Regions from separate parts of the Homo sapiens genome. Here region 1 is linked to region 2. Evidence: read pairs that join two places in POLR2A ChIA-PET (ENCODE). Cell type or tissue: GM12878. All regions are shown on one strand.

Region 1 (5,000 bases), 1.6 Mb before region 2:
AGTTGTTAAGAAGTTAATGATTTAGAACTGCTTCCTGCTTTGGCTTGCTTACTCTTTCATGGAAAAGTAAGTGAAGGGAGGCACTTCTTAATGTGACGGGCAAGGCTATGTGTCTCTAGGTTGGACTTCCCTTTTTTTTTTTTAATTCTTTCTAAATTTTATTTGAGATTCAAGTGATACATGTTTATGTTTGTTACATGAGTAAATTGCATGTCGCAGAGATTTGGTGTACAGATTATTTTTTCACCCAGGTAATGAGCATAGTACCCCATCAGTAGTTTTTCGATCCTCACTCCCCCCATCCTCCACCCTCAAGTAGTCCTAGTGTCTGTTGTTCTCTTCTTTGTATCCATGTGTACTCAAGGTTTAACTCCCACTTATAAGTGAGAACAGGCAGTATTTGTTTTTCTTTTCCTGTGCTAGTTTGTTTAGAACTATGGCCTTCAGCTCCATCCATGTTGCTGCAAAGGACATGATCTCGTTCCTTTTTATATGTTGGATTTTTGAAGTGATGTGGCTGTGGTGTTGGAAGTAACATTCAAATACAGATATCTCAGCAAATGTGAGATAAATGAGTAGCACTATTACTGATATCTGGGAGGACAAGGACGGAGAAATAATAAAAGCAATGACAAGGACGTTGAGAACAGGGTTCATGTGTTTCGAAGCAATTTCCACAAAGTTTAGTATAGAAAAAGGCACCAAAAAGATATTCCATGCTCATTATTACTTATTCAGAAACATGAAATAGACCATGTGTGGTGGCTCACACCTGTAATCCCAGCACTTTGAGAGGCCGAGGCAGGCAGATCAGCTGAGGTCAGGAGTTCAAGACCAGTCTGGCCCACATGGTGAATCCTCGTCTCTACTAAAAATACAAAAATTAGCTGGGTGTGGTGGCAGGCGCCTGTAATCCTAGCTATTGTAACCCCAATTACTTGGGAGACTGAGGAATGAGAATCACTTGAACCCAGGAGACGGAGGTTGCAGTGAGCTGAGATCACAACACTGCACTCCAGCCTGGGTAACAGAGCAAAACTCTGTCAAAAAAAATAAAATAAAATGAAACAAAATAAAATAAAATAATTGCCCTGTAATAAACACAAGAACAAAATAAGATTTCTAATATAAAGTTGCTTACAGTCAAGCAGGGGTGACACAGGTGAGCCAATATAAATAACTCTAACATGTTCTCCTCACACAACTTTTATGTCATTTTTTCCAAATGACATGAAATATTTTGAAAATATGAAAAATATAAAGTAGATTTTCTCAATTTGACATTATTGCCATTTTGAGCCAGGTAGTTTTTGTGGCTGTCCTCCTGTGTATTGTAGGATGATGAACAGTGTCTTTGGTCTCTATGCAACTAGAAGCCAGTAGAACCAACCCAAAGTATATCCAGACATTAGCAAATGTTCCTTGGGCAAAATGGCCCTGATTGAGAAACCAAGTTTGTTGTGGTTGTTGTTGTTGCTATTCTTTGGATTTTTGCTGTATCCACTTTTATATTTCATTATATATGCAATAAAAGTGGCAGGTTGATAAACTTCTCCTGAAAGCCATTCTCTCCTTTTTCTGTAGCCATATAAGCTGACCTGAGCACATAGCCATGCCATTAGGGGCTACATATATCAACTTCCTTTACAGGTAGATGTACTCATATGATCATGTTTAATAACTAAGTGAAGAGATGAATAGCACTTCTAAGCTTTAGCATTAAAATAAAAAGCATGCTCTCTTCTGCCTCTACTTTCTTTACTATTTCCGGCTGGAACAATGACAGGGATGACCCAGCTTCAACAATGCAAGAATGGTAACTCTCTAGAACACAGAAAAACAAGGAGATGGAATTACTTTGTCAGTGACAGATTGCCTGAATTACTTTTTGAAACAGAAGAGCCTCATCAGCATCAACCATCCACCTTGAGATGTTTTGGGATCTCTTTGTTACAGAAAGTTAGCCTTTATCCTAACAGCTGTAGAATATATGTATAATTTTATGCACATATATAATTTATACATATTTTATGTTAGGATTATCCAGAGAAACCGACCCAATTGTGTGTGTGTGTGTATATGTGTGTGTGTGTGTGTGTGTGTGTGTGTGTATATGTGTGTGTGTGTGTGTGTGTGTGTATATATATATGAAGAGAGAGATTTTATTACAAGAGATTGCCTTTCACAGTTATGGAAATTGAGAAGTCCTACAATCTGCCAGCTGCAAGCTGCAGGCCTGGGAAAGCTAGTGGCGAAGTTCCAGTCCAAACCTGAAGGCTAGAGAACCAGGGAAGCCAATCCAAAGGCTCAAAAATCAGAAGCACTGATGTCCAAGGGCAGGGGAAGATGAATTTCCTAGCAAGCAGAGAGAGCAAATTTGCCCTTCCTCCACCTTTTTGTTCTATCTCTCAGTGGACTAAAGGATTCCCATCCACGTTAATGAGGGCATCTTCCCCACTCAGTCAAACAATCCAAATGCTAATCTCTTCTGCAAACACCTTCACAGACACACCCAGAAATGATGTATTATTAGCTGTCTGTGCATCCCTTAGCCCAGTAAGGTTGACACATGAAATTACCCATCACACAGACATACACACATATGATCAATGTGCAAAATTTTTGTTAGGCAAGACATTTTGGAAGAGCAAACTATGTAAGTAGATGCATGTCTATATTAGAATATCTCTTAAAAAGCTCCAGGAACTCTGGAGGCTGAGGCAGGAGAATGGTGTGAACCCGGGAGGCTGAGATTGCAGTGAGCCGAGATCGCACCACTGCACTCCAGCCTGGGCGACAGAGCGAGACTCCGTCTCAAAAAAAAAAAAAAAAAGCTGTAGGAACCTAGGTAATGGAGTGATTTTTTGCCAGTGTGGTTTTCTGGGCCTTAGATGATGAATCAGAGTTTGCCAGAAAGGGTAATGAACCAAGGAAGTACTGCTCTCTGGTTTCACACCCCACAGGCTCTCATCCAGGAAGAGGTAGTAGCTCTACAGACAGCAGCAGTCATCATCTGAGTCGTGCGAACGTTCTCTTTTAGTCAAATCACTTAACTACACTCCCGCCTCACACCAGGATGATCACTAGACTTCTGGAATTGACAGGTGCTCTAGCACAGATAACAGACACCTGAATACTAAGTGCTTTGATGAAAATAACTACATGTTTCCTTGCCATGTGTAGCAAGTCTCTGGAAAAAAAAAAAACCTGAACAGAATTTGATGGTATTTCTAATGATTTATCTTTCTATATGTTCTTCTATTTTTCAATGAGTGTGATTGTATATCAAATGGATTGCCTTCTCATCTGAATTAAATCCTGCCCCCTAAAACATAATATTGTCACCCAGAAAAACAGACTAACATTTGAAAGAGTACATAATAATTTAAGTAAATTTTAAGTCAAACTTAAACTGTCTCATAAAAATCAGTATACATCATACCAATTTACTTTCATTACTGAACAAATTAGCTGTGTGAAAAAGCAATTGACTTGGCCTGGCATTATTTTTTTTTAGAAATGTGTAATCTCTAAAATAGGAAAAATGGTATTACATCTATCAGGTGGGTCACAATTACATCTCACTATAATGAATTTAAAAATTCTGCAAGCATTTATAAGTCAGTGAAATTTCTCATGACCTCACCATACCTATTTATGAGATTTTGAAAATATATAATTGATGTTCTTCCAGTAAGCCATATTATAAACTTCTGTCATACTTTAACTTATATAATATTTTAAAGAATCTTGGTATCAACTCTTTTATTTATTTCCTTTTTACCATATATCTCTAAAATTCTTCTTATAAAAGCTTATAAGAAGTTTGATCTCCTCTTTAAAATAAAGTTTTTTCTGCCTTTTTTTCCAGTTTGATAGTCGCAAAAAAACACTGTCTCTTAATTTTATCTTTTCTTCTTGCAGCAACTAAATAATGTTAATTTTTTTCCTTTAAAGGGACTCAGTGCTTCTGTGGTATCTACATTTAACTCTTTCATGGATGTTGTAATGAGATGTAAGTTCATAATGTTCTAGAGTTTAAGTATAAAAAGGTGCCACTAAATTTGTCTTAATAGTTAAATTTTGAAATCTGCTAAAATATTCAATAAGCCCTGTAATAAAATTCTGAGGCTAACTGCCCAGATTTAACACAGACTTCACAGGTTAGAGGCACAGTCTCTGATGAAACTGCCCTTACATCAGACACCAGCCACAAGTTTGAGGGTGCCCAGGCCACCTGCTATTTTGATGACTTGCTGCCAGTTTGTGGGTTCTCACTATCCCATCAGATTCAATAAGTTGCTGGAATGACTCCCAAAATTCAGAAAAACACTGAATGTATGAATACACTTTTATTATAGTAAAAGATACAAATCTGAACCTACCAAAGACAGACAGACACATGGGGTGAGGTCTGGGAGGGTCCCAAAAATGAAGCTTCTGTGTCCTCAGGATGCATCACTCTCCTGGCCCATCAGTGCATTATTACAAAAAATGGTAGCTCACTTGAGCCCCAGTGTCCAAAGTTTCTATTGGGGTTCCATTATATCAGCATGATTGACTGAATCATTGACCACATGATTGAACTCAAATCACCAGCCTCCAGCCTCTCCCCAGAAGTTAGAGGTCAGACTGATGTCATGTGGCTCAATGTTCCAACTCTCAAATCATTGGTGTTTCCGGCATGGCCAGCCTCCATGTTGAAACTATTTAGGGGCCTTCCTTGAGTTACCTAATTACAATAAACTCAAGTGTGGTCTCAGGGGCCCACAATGAATAATAAAAATACTCCTATCATTCAGGAAACTCCAGGGATTTAAAAGTTATCTCCCAGGAATCCTGGACAAAGACAAATTCTTTATTATACAACAACTCTATTTTTTTTTTTTTTTTTTTTTTTTTTTGAGATGGTCTTTCACTCTTGTCAACCAGGCTGGAGTGCAGTGGTGCAATCTTGGCTCATTGCAACCTCCGCCTCCAGGGTACAAGCAATTCTCCTG
Region 2 (5,000 bases):
GGCTCATTCATATGCAGAGGCAACACAGAGGCAAATCAGAAAATATAGAAACCACAAGCCTTGTTAAAAAAAAAAAAAAAAGAGGTGGGGCTGACAATGAGCATTAAATCCAGTTAGACATGAAATTATTTAAATAATTACTATAATTATCATTGCACAAAAGTAAAAACAAATACCAGAACTAATTATTAATAGAAAACAACTCTACTGGCATCCAATAATTCATGTTTTAACCCTTAAAATAAACTAGACAAGTCACAAATATACATCCAAAGATATTCACAGTTTTATTGTTTATAAAACTAAAATACCCAAATCATCCTAAATATCTATCAATAAAGATACAGTTAAATAAATTATAATATAGCCATGCATTGGAATGTTAAAAGAACATTCCATGTTAATGTCAACAGTATTTTAGCAGAATACAGATATTCTGTCTTCTGCTTAGTCATTTTCTACCTTATCAAAAATGTTTAATAATGCACAACAAATTTACATAAACAAAATTTTTAAGAGGATCCAGAAAACTCTCATAGAATCTTTTCAAGACTTTATTTAACACATTATATAAAGTTGGAAAAACCTACTTTTTCCAAGCTATCAGCATTTAGATTGTTTTAAATGTCTTCTATTTTTAAAAATTAAGGTTAGCAACCCAAAACTTTTAAAATAAACACTTTGTAAATAATGAAAATGAGAACCTATCATATCAAAATTACCACAAGGTAAATTTATTACTGTAATTTATTTAATAAAAGAATGAAAACTAAACTCCAAATTAAAGAAGTTAGAACATAGAAATAAGAAAAAGTAAATTAATAATCAATTCAAAATTATTCAAAAAATAGTAACAGACTAATTTCTTATGGATATAATAAAAGGTATAGAAGTGTACAAAATAAGTAATGCAAAGGAGATATAATTGCAGAGAATATTTTTAACTGCAGTATACTATGCAAAACTCTTTACTAGTTGCTTGTAAAATCTTGAAAAAGTAAATTATTTTCTAGAAAAATAGAAGTTTCATGATCAATCCAAGTTAATGTGGAAATCTCAGGCTGAAAAGAAAAAAATTGTTGTGGAACGGTTGATACTGTCAATGAGTTTCATTTCTGGGGAAGGAGGATATTTTTGTTAAGAAAAAGCTACCCCTGCCCGCCCCCCCCCCCAAAAAAAAAAGGAAAAGAAAAAGCTATCCCCATGGTATATATGAAACTTCAAAGCATCATATGTCTTTGATGAAATTTCAGTAGGTGAAATTTCTGCACCTACTTCATCGTATGAAGCTATGATAACTTTCATAGTAGAGCTGTCAGTTTGTGAGCATTTATTGCGAGTTATCAATAAACATGTGTGCCTTCAAAATTTTTGTGTTATATTTATATACATTTGGAACATCTGGTCTCTTATAATCCAAAATTGACTTTCATTAATAACTACATTAATTTGTTTTATTTTATATTACTTTTATGATTGTAGTGTTATGTTTATTTTTTAAAAAATTTAGCCTGGGCATGGTGGCTCACGCCTTTAATCCTAGCACTCTGGGAGGCCGAGGCGGGCAGATTGCCTCAGCTCAGGAGCTCGAGACCAGTCTGGGCAACACAGTGAAACCCCATCTCTACTAAAATACAAAAAATTAGCCAGGTGTGCTCCTGCAGTCCCAGCTGCTCGGGAGGCTGAGGCAGGAGAATTGCTTGAACCCAGGAGGCACAGGTTGCAGTGAGCTGAGATCGTGCCACTGCACTCCAGCCTTCGCGACAGAGCGAGACTCCGTCTCAAATAAATAAATAAATAAATAAATAAATAAATAAATAAATAAATAAAATTTAATCTCTGGAACCTGCAGATGAAGAATATGCATGATATAGAGAACAGATTGTGTGTCTGTTGATTATTTCATGTATGCCTACTGTCTTAAAAAGGCAACAAATAACAACCTCACTGTGTATAAATGTTCTTGGGTCCATTTTCTTTTCCTCATTGTCACTTTGCAGATGCTGTTCCATTGCTTTATTTTTAAGTTTCATTTTTTAATTTTAACTATTGCTTTAGATTCAGGGAGTACAAGTGCAGATTTGTTACATGGGTATATTGCATGATGCTGAGGTTTGAGGTATGGATGATTCCATCACCCAGATAGTGAGCATAGTACAGGATAGAAAGATTTTTAGGCCACTCCACACTCTGTCCCTCCCCCTTCTAGTAGGCCCCAGTGTCTGTTGTTCCCATCTTTATGTCCATGTGTACTCAATGTTTAGCTCCCACTTATAAGTGAGAACACGCAGTATTTGGTTTTCTGTCCTTGTGTTAATTTGCTTAGGATAATGGTCTCCCAGTGCATCCATGTTGCTGCAAAGGACATGACTTCATTCCTTTTTATAGCTGCATAGTATTCCATGGTGTATATGTACCACATTTTCTTTAAATAGTCCATCAATGAGTCACTCCTTAATGAATATGGGGGTTTCTGGGGGAGTGATTAAAATATTCTGGAATTAAATAACAAATGATGATTGTATAACATTGTGAACATAAAATAACTATATCAAAAGCAAGGAATTCATTGAGATTTATGATAATCTTATTTTTTAAACTACATAAATAATGGAAGTGTTCCAAAAACATGATTTTGGTGATGATTTCACAGCTATATAAAGTCACTGAAACTCATTGAATGCTACAATGAAAATGGATGAGTTTTGTGGTATACAAATTGTATCTCAATATATAGTCTTTCTAAGAGAATCAAGCAAAAAACAAACTGCTTCTTTTTGAGCAAAAGTTTTCAAGTGTCTATGTAACTTCCTCTGAGTTTCACTTCAAGTACTGTTTTGCATAGCAGCCTTTTCTGTCTTTCCAGTAGTCTCCACCAAACTAAGATATGATGAGCAGTCCCAGTAAACCAGGAGGCTGATAGGACTCCTGGCTATGATTTCACAGCACCTACTTAGCAGACAATACTCTACTCAAAAGTCACTATGAGAAGCATATTACTTCTTTTTATGGAAAGTTACTCATCAAGAATCTCTCCTGCCAGCTGAGCTTTCTCAATCCCTCAGGTATTATCATGCTAATTATGGGTAGAGTTGTACTCAATAAAAGTTATTCTAAAGAAAGAACAGTTAAATGGCCATCAACTTCAGATAAGTTTTCTATCTCAAGAATGAAGACAATTAAAGAACGGCTATATATTAAATAATAATATTGACCCAGACAAGATATAGTAAGAACCTTCACATTCTTTGACTTTATAATTCTGCTTTTCAGAATTTATCAGACATTTGGTCGGATGAATTTGTACGAAGTTGTCTATGTTGGCTTTATATATATATTAATAACAAAAGAACAAAGACTATCAGCAACTGAAAGAAAATAATGATTACATAAATTATTATATATTCCTACTATTAAATATAATATAGACATTAAATTTAATGATTGCTTTAGGGTTTTAAAATTTTTTTTCTTGAGACAGTTTCTTTCTCCATCACCCAGTCTACAGTATAGTGGTGCCATTACGGCTCAATGCAGCTTCCACCTCCCAAGTTCAAACAATCCTCCATCTCACCCTCCCGAGTAGCTGGAACTACAGGCATGCACCACCATGCCTGGCTAATTTTTTAATTTTTTTTACAGATGAGGTCTTACTATGTTGCCCACACTGGTCTCAAACTTGTGGCCTCAAACAATCTTCCCACCTCAGCCTCTCAAAGTGCTGGGATTACAGGCGTGAGCCACTGTGCCCAGCCTGGGAAGTTATTGCTTCATAGAAGAATTCTTGCTAACAAGTGCAAAAAGAATAATAGAATCAGAGGTTCACTATTTTGCAAGTACAAAAAAAGTTTATAATGGATGATGAAACCATTAAGGGAATTTTACAATAGGTGGATCAGTCTGATACTATGAAAACCAATTGATCAAGCTCAGCATCATGAAAGGTGGGACAATCAGGCATGTGCTTCTTGATGTGACACAATAGAATGCACAGTATCGCCTATGAAATATGGCTGTCAAAAAATAAATAACACATAAAAGTGAACCAGAATTATATCAAGTTTCTAAATTCAACTACCAATCTCTCAGAAAATATTGGAAATCAGGAAACAGGTTAAATGACACCATGAGGAAGCAATTAGTCAAATGCAGATATAAAATATCTATAAAACAACTGGGTTATTTCACAAAGGAATGGCATTTTTAAAAAGGAGAAGAAACTGGACTAAAAGAAACTTAAAAAATATATCAATTCAATGTATTTTAATATGTGAACTTTATTTGGATCCTTATTAACAGACTTCACTTTTTTTAAAAAAGTAATCTTTGAGATAATTAGAAAAATTTAAATATGCATTGATACTAGATGATATTAAAGAATTGCTTTTTTTTTTTTTTGAGACAGAGTCTCACTTTTGTCACCCAGGATGGCATGCAATGACTCCATCGGCTCACTGTAACCTCTGCCTCCCGGGTTCAAGCAATTCTCCTGACTCAGCCTCCCAAGTAGCTGGGATTACGGCTAATTTTTGTATTTTTAGTACAGACAGGTTTCACCATGTTGGACAGGCTGGTCTCGAACTCCTTACTTCAGGTGATCCACCCCAACCTCGGCCTCCCAAAGTGCTGGGATTACAGGAGTGAGTCACCACACCCAGCCAAGAATTGCTATTTTAATTATTATGAGACTGATAATAGCATGCACTGATGTTAAAACCAAAAGAAAAACTTTATCTGATAAGATATATACTGAAGTATTTATGAGTGAAATTAAACGACTTGTGGGATTTGTTTTAAAATACTATAGCCAAAAAAGTGGAGGTGAGCGGTGAGTAGATAATAAAGTGAGAAATAAATGAAGCATGATTGGCAAAATGCTAACTGTGGGAGATAGACAACAAGTACATAGAGATCATTATACTCTCCTATCTACTTTTATGCACATTTGAGGTTTTCTATAATAAAATTTTTTTTTTTTTTTTTTGTGACGGAGTCTCGCT

What was found. Peaks named below come from ENCODE experiments on the same cell type or tissue, not always from the same donor. Only the 100,000 strongest peaks of a DNase experiment are listed, where the experiment ranks them.
Region 1: POLR2A ChIA-PET joins it to region 2 with 7 read pairs; 1 of 35 experiments calls an interaction of 5 or more read pairs at or near these places.

What each region holds. Positions count from the first base shown.
Region 1 is chr12:91,436,450-91,441,449 of GRCh38, reverse strand. All of the region lies in intron 2 of LOC105369896 (a long non-coding RNA gene), which reads left to right. Among named protein-coding and RNA genes, the nearest start is that of LINC02823, 110 kb to the right of the region's middle. In GM12878, no CTCF peak of the experiment used is centred here; a DNase peak (open chromatin) is centred at 3,019.
Region 2 is chr12:89,820,032-89,825,031 of GRCh38, reverse strand. No RefSeq gene overlaps it. Among named protein-coding and RNA genes, the nearest start is that of ATP2B1-AS1, 110 kb to the right of the region's middle. In GM12878, no CTCF peak of the experiment used is centred here; a DNase peak (open chromatin) is centred at 2,852.